2 separate regions of the Mus musculus genome follow, and region 1 is linked to region 2. Evidence: chromatin loops called from intact Hi-C (ENCODE). Cell type or tissue: heart. All regions are shown on one strand. Each heading gives the region's core, and the rest is flanking DNA. Links, peaks and the distances in the headings are about the cores only.

What was found. A loop is a pair of places that touch in the nucleus more often than their neighbours do. Peaks named below come from ENCODE experiments on the same cell type or tissue, not always from the same donor. Only the 100,000 strongest peaks of a DNase experiment are listed, where the experiment ranks them.
Region 1: it touches region 2 in a loop (2.0-fold over the local background); 5 of 42 quality-filtered maps call a loop at or near these places.

Annotation. Positions count from the first base shown.
Region 1 is chr11:30,245,994-30,254,481 of GRCm38, forward strand. It overlaps a transcript of Sptbn1 not described here. Among named protein-coding and RNA genes, the nearest start is that of Gm8098, 17 kb to the right of the region's middle. In heart, for the core only: a CTCF peak has its summit at 3,643; no DNase peak of the experiment used is centred there; H3K27ac peaks cover 1,932 bases.
Region 2 is chr11:30,767,958-30,776,445 of GRCm38, forward strand. It overlaps Psme4 (proteasome (prosome, macropain) activator subunit 4), which reads left to right and starts at 3,818. Exons shown (of 47, transcript NM_134013.3): 1 at 3,818-4,267. The coding sequence starts at 4,026. In heart, for the core only: no CTCF peak of the experiment used is centred there; DNase peaks (open chromatin) are centred at 3,754 and 4,354; H3K4me3 peaks cover 2,983 bases; H3K27ac peaks cover 2,499 bases.

The DNA.
Region 1 (8,488 bases), core at 309-8,308, 520 kb before region 2:
TCTAATATTTGCTGTCCACTGAGCAAGGTGGGTTACAAGGGGTACAGGGTCCACTCTGTCTTCACTAGCACATCCTATATGTTAAACTGATCCCAATTAGTGGCAGCTCTCAAGAGTCCTACTTCTCAGGGCTGCCTTCTTATCTCCTTTGGACAGAGGCAATTCCCCCATCAGTCTCCACTCAAACACAGAGCTGAAAAGTAATAAACACCCCCATTATATCAACATAAAACTTAACTAGCCACTTTCCTAATATGGAATGACCTTCATCTCCCTTCAGCCTGGCCTGGAAAGCCAGTCCAGAGTTATCTGTTACTGTCTGTAAGATAAAAGCATCATATGCTGCTTGTGCTTTAACTTTCAGATATAACGGGCTCTCCTCCCCCGCCCCGATGTGCGTGCGTGTGTGTGTGTGTGTGTGTGTGTACACACGCACGCGGGCATGTGCGTTACATGTGTGTGTATATTATACACATACACGTGGGCTGCCAGGGAAGTGCTGGGAATGAACTCGGCTTCCTCTGGAAGAGCAATCAGTGCTTTCAATTGCTCAGCCATTTGTCCATGCCATTCTCTTGGGCTTCTCTTGCCTTTGGTATTGTTTTGGCACAGTTAGTAATGCTTAACCATTAACACTGACTTAATGGCATGGAAGCAGAAGACATGAGCACACTTAGGAGGCTCACCCCATCTATTTAATTTTAAAACGTAACACAAGTGGCCCTAACAAGTCGAGGGACATGCCTATCAGAGCCAGCACTGTAGCAGTCATAGGACACTAACTTTTTTTTATTGGATATTTTCTTTATTTACATTTCAAATGTTAACCCTATTCCTAGTTTCCCCTCCAAAAATCTCATCCCCTATCCCCTCCCCACATCCCCTGCTCACCAACCCACCCACTCCTGCTTCCTGGCCCTGGCATTCTGCTACACTGGGGCATAGAGCCTTCACAGGACCAAGGGCCTCTCCTCCCATTGATGAAGGACATTGACTTGTAGCCCTTACACTGTGTTAGGCTATGAGACTTCAGCTGCCTTGAGCTTTTCTCCTTGATACAATGGCATGGGCAGATTAACATCTACAGGATGATGCCTACCCCTTGAATTTCCACTTCTATGTCTTCCCTACAATTCTTTTTTGACCTTGATCTGCAGCTTGCACTGAGAAAAATGCTAGTCTTCCACAGAACGTCCTAACAGTTAATATTCCAGCTGATCCATAGGACAGTCATGAAGAAACCTCATCCCAAGGTCTTAAAAGTGAGGAAATAACTCTCCATCAACATGCCTACATTAGTCATGCTGATGATGCCAACACCACAGGGTGAAGGTGCCAAAGCAGGAGACCTATGAGTCTGAGGATAGCTTGTGTTACACATAAGTCCCTGAAACAAAAGTCAAACAAGCTGGGCTGGAAAAGTGGCTCCATCAGCAAAGTGCTTGAAGTACAGGCATGAAGGCCTGAATTCAATCCCCAGCACCTCTATAAAGAGTGCAGTGCAGCAGCCTGTGTGCCATTATTACTGTGCGAGGAGAACAGCATGAGGATCCCAGAAGCTGTTCCTTGCCAGTTAGCCTAGCCAGTCAGTGAGCTCCAGGTTCAATATGAGACCCTACCTAAAAAATTAAAGTGGACAGTCTATTAAGAAAGACACCTAAGGTCGACTTCTGGTCTCCAAATGCATACATACACAGACACACAGAGACAGATAGACAGACAGACAGACAGACACATGCACACACACACACAGCAGCAGACACAATTTTTTCACTGAACAAAATTCTACCCCCCCCCTCCCCTGGAAAACATGATTCTGACCAGTTCTGTAGCAAAAAAAAGAGTGTTCTCACGTGTTTCCTTCACTTGTAAACTTTAGCCTAGGTCAGGTAAAACATGTTCTTTAATGCTGGATTTTGTGGAGTGTCACATTTTTCCTGCAATACTAAAATCAACAAAAAGGACAAGACTAGGAACTGTGGCTCTCAAGGTTTCCTCTGCTGCCTTTGAAGATGAGATATTCACACTTCCATGGAAAACGGAAGAAAAAAATTTGGAAGAAAGGTGAGTTAACTGGGAGAGCTAAAGATGTTCTTGTGGTCAAGAAACAGCAATTGCCCACCCTCCGTCTCTACTCTCAAGGGAAAAAAACAAAGCAAAACACCTGAATTCTCAGTCTAGATTGTATATAATTTCTAGCAGATATTGAATTTATGGTTAGAAGGAAAGGGGGGAGGGGTGGCACAAGGTCAAAGGTCTACAGAGTTGGTGATTACTTGGTTTTGCTCAGGCAAATTTACAAATCAGGCAGAACTACTTATAAATATAATTTTATTACGTGAGGTTTATAGCCACATAGTGAAAACTCCCACTGAGATTTCTTATTTATACAAACATAAAATCCAAAACTTCTTGGTGGAGAAATAACTTCTTGACAATTTTAAGTTGTATTCCCAGCTAATCAGCACCCTCATTTTAAAATTTCTAGAAAAGTTGTTACAAAGTCAGAGAGAACAAAAAAAAAAAAAAAAAAAAGAAGAAGCATTTAAATTATGTGTTGGGCTAAGTGTTAAATCCAATTCTCCTAGTATAATCATGGTCGTCATGATTTTGTTTACCTTTTTCCTGACAATGGTAAGTTTAGAACAGAAATACCATCAAATGGGGGGCTATACAGACATAACCAATTATGACTAAGTTTTCATTAACATGGGGACTGGGGAATGGCTCAGTTGGTAAAGTACTTGCCATGCCTGCATGAGGACCTTGAATTCAGATCCCTGACACCCACCTAAGAGGCAGGCATGGACGTTTGCATTTATAATTTCAGGGCTAGGGATCCTTGGGCCTGCTGACCAGCTGGCCTAGCTATATCAGTGAGCTCCGAAAAGAATAAGGAACAGTTTAGGAAGAAACCTAACATCAGCCTCTGGCCTCTACAAGCACATACACACATGTGCATCTGTATCTGCACACACATGAATATGTACTGACCCATATTTGCCTTCCCACAATTTAATAACCCTGTCTAGAGTCTATTTTGTAATAGAACAAATTAGTCTCTTCAAACAGTCAACTGTTCTAACAGCAAAACCAAAGTTTCTTCCCAAGGCAAGTAATATTAAAATATATTTCTAATACTTGTGCTTTATATGAGAAGAGACTATTGTATATATTTTATAAACTTAATGCCTAGGATAGGCTATGGTAAAATAACCAATAATTCCAATGTCAGGTAAGTTTAGGAAACATTGTATGTGACTCTTCCTGTTAAAATGCAACAGTCTCTGTAAAGTCCTTCATTCAAGAAACATTACATTTTATTCAGCCCACACTCACAATTATTTTCTAATGAAATAGCCTTTTTATATATGAGAATGTTAACATACTGAAAAGCTAGTGTTTCAAGGAACGTAATGGGAAATGCTCAGTTACATCGTATTATTGACACATCTTGTTAGCAGTTTCTAAAGCACACATATATCCAGTTTCTTTAGGTTTATTGCTGCCTGCTCTCCTTGAAGGGCTGGGTTCATGCCTTGTTTTGACCAAGTAGTCTAACTTTGTACATCTGTCAGCAAGAGTTGCTGACTGAGAATACAGATAACAGAAACCCTGCCATCCTCTGACAGCCATGTGGCATGAGTAAGAACTGCACTAATGCGGCCTGTCTGTTTCCGACTCTGGTACTGTTTGCTGTTCCATGTCACCACCTTCACAGACATGAGTCTCAATGGACTGGGCATCCATAAAAAGGCATACTAGCAGGATGTGACAACAAAACCACATGTATAGAGAGATATATGGAGGACAAGAAGATAGCAGAAGAGAACCCACTGTGGTTTAGAGAAGACATTGGCATGCTTAACAGCGAATTTTAGAGTGTTCAAGTTTCTTTGCATAGCTTTAGTGGCAGAGAAAAACATTAGGGCGGTGAGGGTAGTGATATCATTAATAAGTACTCATAATGTGCCAGACCCTGGGAAATGATGCATTCAGGCTGTCTTGATACTGTGATGGCCAGTAGATGAAGATCTGGCATCTCTCCCTTTCAAAGCTCTTCTACAGGTTCAAGATCATACTGAATTTCATAATTTGCCTAATACCAAAACAAATGGAAGTCGTATGACTGTGTCCGAATTGTTTCTGCTACACTAACAGTCTAAATTAGCAGAAAAACATAAAGTTTTAAAACCTTTTTGAGTTTCATTACTCTGAAAGTGTCTGTAGGACTGTAAAAGCCCGCCGAATGAAAAGGAAATTAGCTGTCACCAAGTGGAAAGCCTTGAGCTTTGAAGGAGTATGAGCCTCTTACAGTCAACATTCTGTTTGCAAGAGATATGGGCACTTTAAAAGCTTACTTTTCAATCTGTAAAATTACATATTTGTTATAAAATACTAGAACGCAGAGAAAAATAGAGATAAACAAAAATCCCAAGTATTTCTCTCATCCCTTGGTCCCAAGCATCGGATATGTTCTTATTTATTTTCCTTTGTATTTTCTACATAGTTGAGAACATAGTACTTAAACCATTGTATGTTCTGCTTTCCCCTTTGTTTTAAAAAGGTTCTCATTTCTAAACAAGGTCTTAGTCTAAATACTTCTATTAACTTATTTGTCCCAACAACAATCCTATCTGGTCTGTATAAGTCTTACACCATCGTATAAGAAAGGTAATTAATTTAGTTAACTATTGCTGCAATGAAACACCATGACCAAAAGTGACTTGGGATGCTATGGCATATTTTGCCTACTCTTCCATATCCTTGTTTATTATTTAAGCAAATCCAGAAAGGAACCAAAAGAAAGAAGCTGATGCAGAGAGGTCATGGACGGGTGCTGCTTACTGGCTTGCTTCTCACGGTTTGCTCACCTGCTTTCTTATAAAACACAGGATCACCTGCCCAGGGACAGCACAATCCATAATGGGCTGGGCCCTCACCATGAATCATTAATTTAAAAAATGCCTTACAGGCTTGCCTATAACGTGATCTTATGGAGCCAATTTCCTAATTGAGGTTCCCTCCTCTCAGAGGAAATCTAGATTGTGTCAAGTTAACATAAAACCTAGGCAGGATAGTAACCGAGGCAGAAAGGCTTAATGAAGATTACAAAGTTCAGTTGAGTACAGCTGGGAATCCAACATCAGGCAGCATGGCCCAGGGTTAGCACTCTACAGTACTACACTATATAGCGTCTGTGATAGTTTGTCCCCTAATTTACCAACAGCTATTAGCTATTAGCTAGCATTAAAAAATGTTGTAATATACACCTCTCATAGATATCTGAGGCACTACTCTAAGTCGATTACCGTCCCAACGAGTTCCACTTATTTCTAGCTGGCTGATAACAGCTGAAGAAACATAAGAACATCTGACTGGCTTGCATTTCATAAACCAACTTATTGCTCTGCCTCCCCATGGCATGACTTCCATGTGGCCCTCACCTGTCCACGCCACTGCCAACTGCAGATTTCAGTAGCTCCATTTGCTTTCACACTGCACAAAGGGCAAGGAACATTCCAAGCCTGTTCCCTGTGACCCCCAACACAGACAAGCAAATTCCACAGTTTTTACCTCTAGAATATCTTATGCTATTACAGAGCAAGTAGACGAGGGGTATCTTGTAGGGTTGAAGGGAATGCAGGGAGCCGCGGGCCTGAGGTGATCCGATAACAGTATATTCAGTGAATGGAAGTAAGAGATTACAGTTCCCATCACAAATCATTCGCCATCATCCAAGGACACTTTGGACATCATCCAAACCGGAAGGCAAGAATAAGACAAAACACAGCAACAGAAGCGAGGTCATCAGTAAGCTCCATTCACTTTCTAACTGCAACAGTACCAGAGAAAATGCATTTTCCAACTAAAAACAAAGGAGCAAAAACATATGCAAAGCATATGAAGCTATTTGAGCTACTTGTCTCAAACACACAAAGACCAGCACCACCACACACACTCAGCCCCAAATATAGAAGCTGCTTCCATATTCCCATGTTGTAAAAAAATATGCTTATCTATTCTAAAAGTATATCTAAATTCAACTTATTGACCAAAAGGAGTAATAATTAGGAACAATAAATTTCTGTACAAGTCAGTTACATAGGGTGGGAATGCTTTTTAATAAGGAATATTTGGAATATACATAAGATACTGAAAATAACAAAAGCAACAAGATTTAGAGTACTTTAAAGGCACAGAGAAAGCAGCTATATGTAAGAGATTCCAACTCCCTATAAAATTATAATTAAAAATTGTAATTTACCTAGAATCAAATTTCTATTACATGTTTAACTCTACACACACACACACACATACCATCTTATATATTTCAAGGAAATTTAGGAGTTTGCTTTATCTGAAATCCCACAGAGCTCATTTATTGCTTTCACAAGAAGTCCCTGTTCTGATTCTCCCTACATTCACTAAATTTTGCATTTTTAAAAAATATTTTCCATCTTTATTAGCATTTATTAATAGGTTTCATTTTTATAAGCATGTGTCAATAGGTTTCATCATGACATTTCATACATGTACATAATGGACTGTGATCATTTTTTTCTTCTGAAATCATTTCCATCTTGAATTTATTAACAAATGATTTCTTCAGTGAAGTCCAAGGCTCAACTTCATATTGAAGTTGAATAGCGATTATAACATACATCCTAAAATAACCAGAAGTTAATAGGTATTATATGTCACATTTCTTTTTTTGTTGTTTGTAGAATATGATTTTAATATTTTCAACTGTTAATATTCAACAAACAGAATAATTAAGATGTATTTCTTTGTTGTGTTTCCCCTTTCATTTCTGATTTTATTAATTTGGATAATGTCTCTGTGTCCTCTGGTTAGTCTGGCTAAGGGTTTATCTATCTTGTTGATTTTCTCAAAGAACTAGCTCCCGGTTTGGTTGATTCTTTGGATAGTTTTTTGTTGTTGTTGTTTCTACTCGGTTGATTGCAGCCCTGAGTTTGATTATTTCCTGCTGTCTACTCTTCTATAGTGTATTTGCTTCTTTTTGTTCTAGAGCTTTCAGGTGTGCTGTCAATCTTCTAGTGTGAGCTCTCTCCAGTTTCTTTTTGGAAGCACTCAGAGCTATGAGTTTTCCTCTTACTGCTTTCATTGTGTCCCATAAATTTTGGTATGATGTGTCTTCATTTTCATTAAATTCTAAAGTCTTTAATTTCTTTAATTTTTCATTGACCAAGTTATCCTTGAGTAGAGAGTTGCTCAGCTTCCATGTGTATGTGTTCTTTCCCTTGTTTTTGTTGGTATTTAAGACCAGCCTTATTCTGTGGTGATCTGATAGGGTGCATGGGATTATTTCAATCTTCTTGTATTTGTTGAGGCCTGTTTTGTAAGCAATTATACAGTCAATTTTGGAGAAGGTACTGTGAGGTGCTGAGAAGTAGGCATACTCCCTTTGCTTTAGGATGAAATGTTCTATAAATATGTTAGATCCATTTGGTTCATAACTCCTGCTCGTTTCATTGTGTCTCTGTTTAGTTTCTGTTTCCATGATCTGTCTATGCTGAGAGTGGGGTTTTGAAGTCTCCCACTATTATTGTGTGGGGTGCAATTTGTGCTTTGAGTTTTAGTAAAGTTTCTTCTATGATGTGGGTGCCCTTGCATTTGGAGCATAGATGTTCAGAACTGGGAGTTCTTCTTGGTAGATTTTTTTCTTGCTGAGTATAAAGTGTCCTTCCTTATCTTTTTTTGATAACTTTTGGTTAAAAGTTGATTTTATTCGTTATTAGAGTGGCTACTCCAGCTTGTTTCTTGGGACCATTTGCTTGGAAAATTGTTTTCCAACCTTTTACTCTGAGGTAGTGTCTGTCTTTGTCACTGAGGTGGGTTTTCTGTATGCAGCAAGATGTTGGGTCCTGTTTACATATCCAGTCTGTTAGTCGTCTATGTCTTTTTATTGAGGAATAGAGTCCATTGATGTTAAGAGATATTAAGGGAAAGTGATTGTTACTTCCCATTATTTTTGTTGCTAGAGGTGGAATTATATTTGTGTGACTATCTTCTTTTAGGTTTGTTCAAAGATTACTTTCTTGCTTTTTCTAGGGTGTAGTTTCCATCCTTGAGTTGGAGTTTTCCATCTATTATCCCTTGTAGGGCTGGATTTGTGGAAAGATATTGTGTAAATTTGGTTCTGTCATGGAATATCTTGTTTTCTTTGTCTATGGCAATTGAGAGTTTTGCAGGGTATAATAGCCTGGGCTGGCATTTGTGTTCTCTTAGGGTCTATATGACATCTTCCCAGGATCTTCTAGCTTTCATAGTCTCTGGTGAGAAGTCTGGTGTAATTCTGATAGGTCTGCCTTTATATGTTCCCTGACCTTTTTCCCTTACTGCTTTTAATATTCTTTCTTTGTTTTGTGCATTTGGTGTTTTGATTATTATGCGATGGGAAAAATTTCTTTTCTGGTCCAGTCTATTTGGAGTTCTGTAGGTTTCTTGTATGTTCGTGGGCATC
Region 2 (8,488 bases), core at 353-8,352:
AAATGGATGGATCTGGATAAAATTTTTTAAGACAAACACTATAGATTCAGACTTAGTCAAATACTACATGTTCCTATTCACAAGCAGGGCCTAGCTTTTCATGTGTGTGTGCGTGTGTGTACTTGTGTATGTGTGTGTTCATATATTCATGCACGGTTATGAGTATGGTTTTATGTCACAAACTAGGAAGGAAGTCATGACATAGAGAAAAGAGGGTTTACAGAGGCAGAGAAAGGCAACAGAGCACATGTGACTTGAAAGCAGAAAGGGGGATGGGTCCTAGAAGGGCAAAGGTATTGAAAAGAGGTAAAATAGTAACATACATTTTGTTTGAAAAATGCATCAATTAAACCTAATATTTTGTGTGCATAAATGTCTTCCCTATACAAGTTTGGAAACCTAAGTTGGATCCCTGGAATCCACGTAAAGGTAAAAGGATAGAACCAACTCCCCAAAAGCTGTTTCTCACTTCTACATGAACACCATGACATAGATATTCACAGCATATGTGTAAGAGAGTAAGGAACAAGAAAGAAAATCTACCTGGGCTACCAAGGTCAGCCTGGTCAACTTGAAGGCTGCTTTATAGACAGTAAAAAGGTCTGGAGATATAGACCAGTAGCTGGGTGGTGGAGCACTTTACCTCACTCAGTCCTCAGTATCATACACACAAGGAAACAACAAAGCACCTACTGTCAGAACACAGTCCAAGAACGGAGTAATTAAGAATTCTGAGTGCTTGTGAGAAAACTCCAAGAAGTCAAGACAAAAGTCTGTGACCTCAGTTTCTTAAAAACAGAATTGTTCTTGAAATGTGTTTTCATGTTCCTCTGAGGTGTAGTGGATAGGAGTGAGTTTACTTCACCTGTTCTTACTCATGTCCCCTATGGGAAAAAAAATCATGGTTTTGTCATATGTGGCTTGTTGTTGTGATTCCTCTTAACATTCAAGGTATAAACTGTCTAATGCTCTGAATAAACTTGGCTAGTGCACAAGACTTTAGTCTGCCTCATTTTTAGACCTCCTACCTTCTTATTGCTGTTTGTATTTTTTTAAGACAGGATCTCACTCCTGCTGGCCCAGGAGTATGCAGTCCACACTGGCCATGTTTTTTATGGCTCAGCTATTCCATTGTGGTTCACCTTCTCCCTCCTGTATATGCTTCTTATTCCATGGAGGCTCCTTTCTGCTTCTCCTCCTTCCTTTTCCTCTTGGTCCCAAGCCCAGAAAACCTAAACCCCACCTACATCTCTTCTCCCCAGTTATTGGTTGCTGGCATCTTTATTTACCAATCAGAATTAACTCGGGGCAGGGACCCTCAGTGTCTTACCTACAGACTAACTTGTCTTTGGGGCAAACAGTTTTAGAGGGCCCAAATTAACATAAAAATACAAACAACATTAGACCAACTACAAATAATCAATCCCTGTAAGTCATTCACAGCATGAGCACATAGAAAGAAACGAATGTAATATAAAACATTTTAATGTGAAATTTTCTTACATGTGGTACATACCAGAAATTGCAGGGTTGCCCAAGGTTCAAGGCCAGTTTGGTTTACATAGTATTATAGTCCACGAGTCACCTCACAAACTACACAAATACAGATTTTAGTCAGACAGGCATAGTTTATTGATCATTCAACCCAGGAATGATTGATCAGGGTCATAGACCAGACTTAGAAGAGCCAAGATCCTACAGAGCTCTTCCTTTTTTTCTTTCTCCCCATCCCCTTTGTTATTTTTTTTTTAAATTGGATATTTTATTTATTTAAATTTCAAATGTTATCTCCTTTCCAGGTTTCCCCTCTGGAAACCCCTTATCCCATTTTTCTTCCCCCTGCTTCTATGAGGGTGTTCTCCTACCCATCTACCCACCCACCTACAGAGCTTTTAAGCTTTTAAACCCGCCAAGTTAGTTTACCAATCAGTATTTAGGGATAGGGGATTTCCTTGGCAACATATCTTTGCTGTCCATTTATCCAGCTCCTATTGGTTGAGGTATTCAGCTGTGATAGAGGACTTGCCTTGCTTAACTTCAACACTCACGTCTTAACTTGCCAACCAGGATGCTAGTTACCCATGTACATGTCTCTTTCTGCCAAGTAGGATGTCAGTTCCCTGGGCCGTCTTGGGAAGTTAAACTTTACTCAATCTCTACTCAAAATGGAAGTCTTATTCCAAATAGCTTCTTTTATTGGTGTAGGCCTCTCTTTTATGTTGGGGTCTATTCCAGGGGCAGCTTATAAAAGCAAAAACCATAAAAGGTCATACACAGGTGCAAGAAGTGCTGTCTGGTGGTTGGTTCCAGTCCAAGGTTATTGCTGCTAACTATACAAAGCAGTTCTAACTGACTTATATTGTGGTTGGTTTCCAAGAACACCAAAACACAGAATGCCCCATCAACTCGGGCATGAGAAAGTTTCCTTATAATATTAGTAACAGCACAAAATGGGTGGCTAGACACAGGTCTTAACACATAGCAGTTTCATAATAGCCATGGCTACAGAGTAAAATCCAGTCTCAAAACAAAAACAAAAACAAAAAAACTAAAACAAAACAAAAAACCACAAACAAAAAAACAAAACCAAAAACAAAAACTAAAAGAAACAAAAGTAAATTTTATTATGCTGCCCTTAGGCTTATTGTTTTTTAGACATTCTCTTTTGAGATGGTGACTTTTTTTGTAAAATATTTTCTTGAAGATCTAGGGATGGAACTCAGCTTAGGAAAGAGGCCAACCACTAGTAGAACTCATAGACCAGCTGGTAATCCTTGTCTGTTTTTTCAGTTAGTTAGTTAGTTTGTTTTGTTTCGTTTTTTTGTTTAGCTCAGGTTGGCTTTAAGCTACAACCCTCCTGCTCTTGAGTTTCCAAATGCTGGGATGACAGGCGCATGTTACAATGTCCTCTCTTAGAAATTTCTTGTTATTTTTAAGATCAATCTCAATTCTCCAGCATTTACTTCTTAGTCTCAATACATGTATTCACTCCCTTCTGGCAAGCAATCTTTAACCAGCCTGAATCTTGAGTTATCAGAAAGCAAGCTTGCAGCCTCAGTCTTTTCTGTCAGCTGATAATTATTTCTTCCTCCTTTCTTTATCGAAATAACATTGCCATCAACCTTACAGATTAATTTAAAAATAACTTCTATGAAGGTGATATGCCTTCATTTAGAATTCCCAGGTATCTCGGTACTTATCCAGTATTTACCAATGCATTATCTTGTAATTTATTAGTTTGTTGCCAGGAAAGGCCTCTACGTCCTTAAGGGCAGAACTAGGCGTTCTTAAACTTTCTATAGGGACCTTAAATGAGAAGATGACACACAAAGTATATTTGTTGAGTAACTTTTTTGGAGGGTGGACGGGGAAATATCAGAAAGGTGGGGGGTAAAAGGACAGAGGAACACAGGGTACTATTGTGTATACAGATTCTTCCATACACGTTTTTTTAAAGATAGTGTCTCCTGTTGCCAGTAGGAAGCAGAGGTTGGCCTAGAACTCTTTGTGCTCATACTGCTTCGCTGTCCACACTCCCGCCCCCGGCTGGGATACAAGCTGCTCTTCCGTAAACTGGCCCAGAAGAGAGGATACTGAGCGTGGAGAGGTAGTCGGATTCCGTGTCTCTGGATCCTGCTGGAGCAGAGTAGGGTCTCTTGTTTCTCGCCGGCAGCCTCGCGTGGCAACCCCAGTCGCTGACACCAAACTCGGCTGACTGCAAGAAAGCAGCCAGGTTACCTCCTCCCCGCCTCCGTGGCCCCGCCCCGGAAGTGACTTGAGGCCGGTCCGGAACCTCCCGGCGCTGCGGCTGCAGCGTCACCAGAAGAGCCGGAGGGGTCCGGGCCGAGCAGCCGCTGCCACCGCCAACGAACCGGGTGCCGCGCGGGGTCCAGCAGCGCGCCGGGCAGCCGGGGCGGGAGGGGGGCCCAGCGGTCGGGCCGAGGGCGAGGCGACGCGGACGAGGCTGAGCCCGCAGCGGGGCGGGGGCCGGGGCCGGGGGTCGGGCCGGGGGCGGCCCCGGGCTAATGGAGGCTCCGGAGCGGGCGGGCGGCGGGGAGCCCCCCGAGCCTGGCGGGCGGCCGGTACTGGGCCCGCGGGCCTTCGTCCCGCAGAAGGAGATCGTGTACAACAAGCTTCTGCCCTATGCCGAGCGGCTGGACGCCGAGTCCGACTTGCAGCTGGCACAGATCAAGAGCAACCTGGGCCGGGCCGTGCAGCTCCAAGAGCTGTGGCCCGGGGGCCTCTTCTGGACGCGGAAACTCTCCACGTAAGTGGGCTGAAGCCGTCGGCGGGCCGGGCTCTTTGTCTGCGCTGCTGGTGCTGCTCAACTCTGTTCTGTCCAGACGGCGCTGACCTGGTGCAGGATTCCAGGGGCGCGGCCGAGTCCGGGGAGACCCAGTCTCCTCGTTGCTTTCCGTGGGACTTCTGGGTCCTGTCGGTCGCCTCTCACGATCAGCGTTCTGGTCCTTTCTCTTGACGTGCCAGGCTCTGGGGAGCCACAGGCGTACCCGGGCATAGGGACGAGCGGCTCCCATTGGTTCTCCCTGGGGTTCTGCGCTTGGAGCTGCGGGATAGAGAGCTTCGGTCTTTGGGGAAGCGACTCCTGTCCTTGCTTCTGTGGTTTTTTTGGGTTTGTTGTTTGTTTTTTGTTTTTGTTGTTGTTTTGTTTTGTTTTTCCTTCCTCGTCGATCCACTTTACACTTCTTACCGTAGGAAGTAGGGACAGTAAGAGGTTGTGTGTGTGTGTGTGTGTGTGTGGTGTGTTTTTCTGTGTTACTATGTTTCTTGGGGGTCTGGGTTGCTGTTCTGGCTTCCTGGATTTAATTGAAACGATTCGTTTCAAATGGACAGTCAGCGCATTCTCGGATTGAGTAGACGTTGAGAATGTTGTCTTAGAATTCTAGGAAAAGTGTATGTTCCTGTTGTGACATTTCCTCGGTCACGACTTCGCTTATTCTAAGGCAAATAGTGAAGAGCGCTGTTAGGTTGATCCCGGGCTTTGTTGGCCAGACTGTGTGGTTTTGAGTTGGTTAGTTCTTTTGTTTTCCGTACGCACTAGCCGCAAATTATAGCGTCATTAGAATTAGAACGGGGGAAAAGTAATGATGGAGCAAAAAGTTTGGAGAGGTCATTTGCTCTATGCGCGCCTTTACTTTGGCAGAACTTATTATATAAGATTTTTGCTGTTTTGTTTGGTACGCTACATATAATTTGGTAAGACTATGTTTATGCATATGGTTACCGATAAGTGATTGCACAGGGCATGTCATTTGTGTTCCCCAGAATCTGCTGAGTGAGCTGGGTGATGACTCAGGGTTTTATAATACAATAGTGGGCTGTATCTCTCTTCGGGATAATTTTTATGTGCTAATTATTGGGGGGCTTCTGACAAGTTTTTTGTACTCTTCAACCGAGTGAAAAGAGCTCTTTTACTTAAAAGATGCAAAACTAAAGCACTTAATTTGTCTTTCTTAGAGTGACCATAAAGTGGTCACGATTAACAGCTCTGTTGAGTGGATTATAAAGAAGTTTATGGTATTAAGGATCCATAAATGTGGAGATCAATGTAATCAAAGAAAACCCTCTTTTTAAAGGATTAAAATTGAGTTACTTTGTGTGTTCTCCTTAGGTGTTTGTGTAACTTGAACACAGTAAAAATGAAGTTTGTTAGTCACTTTGATAGACTTGCCAAGGAATATTGTTTTCAGGGAATATATGCAACTTTTCTTTGGTGTATAATATGTGTATGTATATGCCAATTTGTGAAGACATCCAGCTTGGATTTATAAGCACAGTTAAATGTTTATTTTCCAATATCTGGTTAATGAGTTTGGTAAATTAGCACTAGGCTTTGTTGCTGTTTTGCCTAAAGTACAAGTATTACCAAGAAATAATAATGGAGTTACCATGCTTGATGTGTAGAGCAGTATTGCTGTTTAGATGGCTTAATGGTGGTGGCTCCTGTTTTCTGTAAATAACCTGCAACAAGTGCTGTCATGTAGACTTTAATTTTGGAATAGTGGTTAAATACTGGAAACTAATTCTTGGAATTGCGTTGCCATGTGACACTTTGAATTTGATAGGGCACACTGTGGTCTTGGGTGTGTGTTTTCTTCTCGAAGACGAATTAGGGTGACATGTTTGTGTATAGTTGTGCTCACCCTCCCCAGTTTAAAAGCCTAGTGTTGTGCTTAACATCTATATAATCCTGAAGTAATCATGTTTGCCATGTTCTAGAAGAAATGGAGTAGATTTCATTTTTTCCTCACCAATTCTGAAGATATGAGAAACTTATTTAATCATGTCCTTTTGCTTGCTTGTAAATGAAATGAGAGTGTTTCCTGGGAACTATTTTTGCTCTGATGTTATATCATTTTGCTACTTATTAAATATTTAAAAAGGAGTTATGATACCCTCTCCCTCCCAGTAAGGTTTTAGGTAGGCTTGGCTGGCCTGGAACTATCCGTAGGATGGCCCTACCCATTTGCTCTTCCCGATGATGGAATTACCAGCATGAGACACCATGGCTGGCTGGCTTTTGAGACAGGATCTCTAGTAGCCCTAGAACTGTTCCAAACTTGCTGGTCTTAACTCCCGACCCCTGCCTTAACCTCCCAAATGCTAGCCAGCAGTTAATCATTCAGAAATAGCAAGTTTACCTTTGACTTGCTAATTGGTTCTTTGTGCCAGAACCTCATTTTTGGTTCTCATTTTTTTAAATGCAAAACTTTTTGCCTTACACATTTTCAATATTTTTTACTCTATTATTATTCTTGTTATTGTTATTATTATTATTATTATTATTATTATTTATGTGTAGGGGTAGTCAGAGGACAACTCTAAGGAACAGTTCTCTCCTGCTTGGCTTCCTGGGATCAAAGCCAGGTCTTTAGGGTTGTTGCCAAATTGCTTTTGCCTGAGGATCCATCTTGTTGACTCTGAATATTTTTATTATGGAAAATATCGAACATATAGAAGAGGACAATAACATAATGAACACCACTTACCAGCAATTATCAAGCCATAGTGAGTTGGAAAATTTGTGATTGATTTTACTTCTGAGTTCCCCCTCTATCTCCATTACTTTGTCTAAGGTTTACTATAATCAAACCTTATGGCAGAACACTTTTAAAAGGCTGATATATGTCTTGCTACATGTGCACTTGTGCCATTACATGCTCGAATAAGTTAGATAAATAAAGATTTACCATATGGATTTTAGGGCTTGAAGTCAGGTTATCAGGCTGGGTAGAAAATAACTCACCAGTCTAAAAAGGGTTTATTAATGATTTTTCATACAGCATCTTTTATCCTTTTAGAAATTAGACTCAGTTCAGGGGCAATAAGTATAGCATGGAATTACTTCTGTTTTAAAAATGAAAACACCGAGACAAATAGGTTAAACAATATAGTAGAAGTAGCATTAATCTTTTTCTAATACTTTTTTTTTGTTCTTTTAAAGGATTAAGAAGTGTTTTTGATTTGTGAGACATATCAGTGAAAGATTTCTGCCTTTCAGATGCTCCAACATGCAGTTTCTCTTAGTGTCCCGTTTATTATTGTTGTTGCTGTTGTTCAGGACACACCAGCAAAGGAGTAGCTCTACCAAAAAAATTGGTGAGAAATATGATTTCTAAATGAAGCCTTTTAAATATATATAATTAACTCCTGTATTGAGGCATCAAGAAAGGCAGTCAGTAAACCATAAACAGTGGGATTAGATGGCCTGAAGCCTGAATGTCTCTTTCGACAGGCATACTATCTGTTTTTGCTGCATGATTGTAGAATACCATTGTATCTGAAATGTACACCTAGTTGTGGCCCATGTCCCCACACCCTGTGCCCCACCCCAACACACACACACACACACACACACAGTGCTGGTTCTGAGACTCCAGGTCTCACACACAAACTAAGCAAGTATGTCCTCCCTGAAGTACATTCTGAGTAGTGGTCTTCCTTCCATAGTCTTACAGAGTGTGAGGCACACTACCCAACCGTGAATAAATGAATGAATGAACATTGAGAAGTGCTTTCCAATAAACTCATCTTCAGAAACCATTTTTCCATTTGTCAGCTTTCTGTTAAGTGAGATTCATTTGTAATGACTCTTCTTTTGTTTGTTTTTCTTTCTTAAATTTTTGTTATTTAAATGCATTTTATACATCAAACATATTAATGAGTATTTTGAGAATCAAATAATACATAAAAATTTGTTCAACTTTTATATACATATCCTTTTATATGCTAAAATATCATTAATGATCATTTACTGCTATCCATAACTAAGAAGCCTATATCTAATGTTGAATACTAAATTGTTTTAAAACATAAGATATGTAAAAATATAAGATACATATTTTTAAAAAAATCCTTTAAGGGAGGAAAGATTTATTTTGTCTTACAGTTTCATAGAGATTTCAGGGTTTCGTGGTAGGACAGATAGGAAAACAGGAGCTCACTGTCCTTTTTGTCACTTGTGGATGGC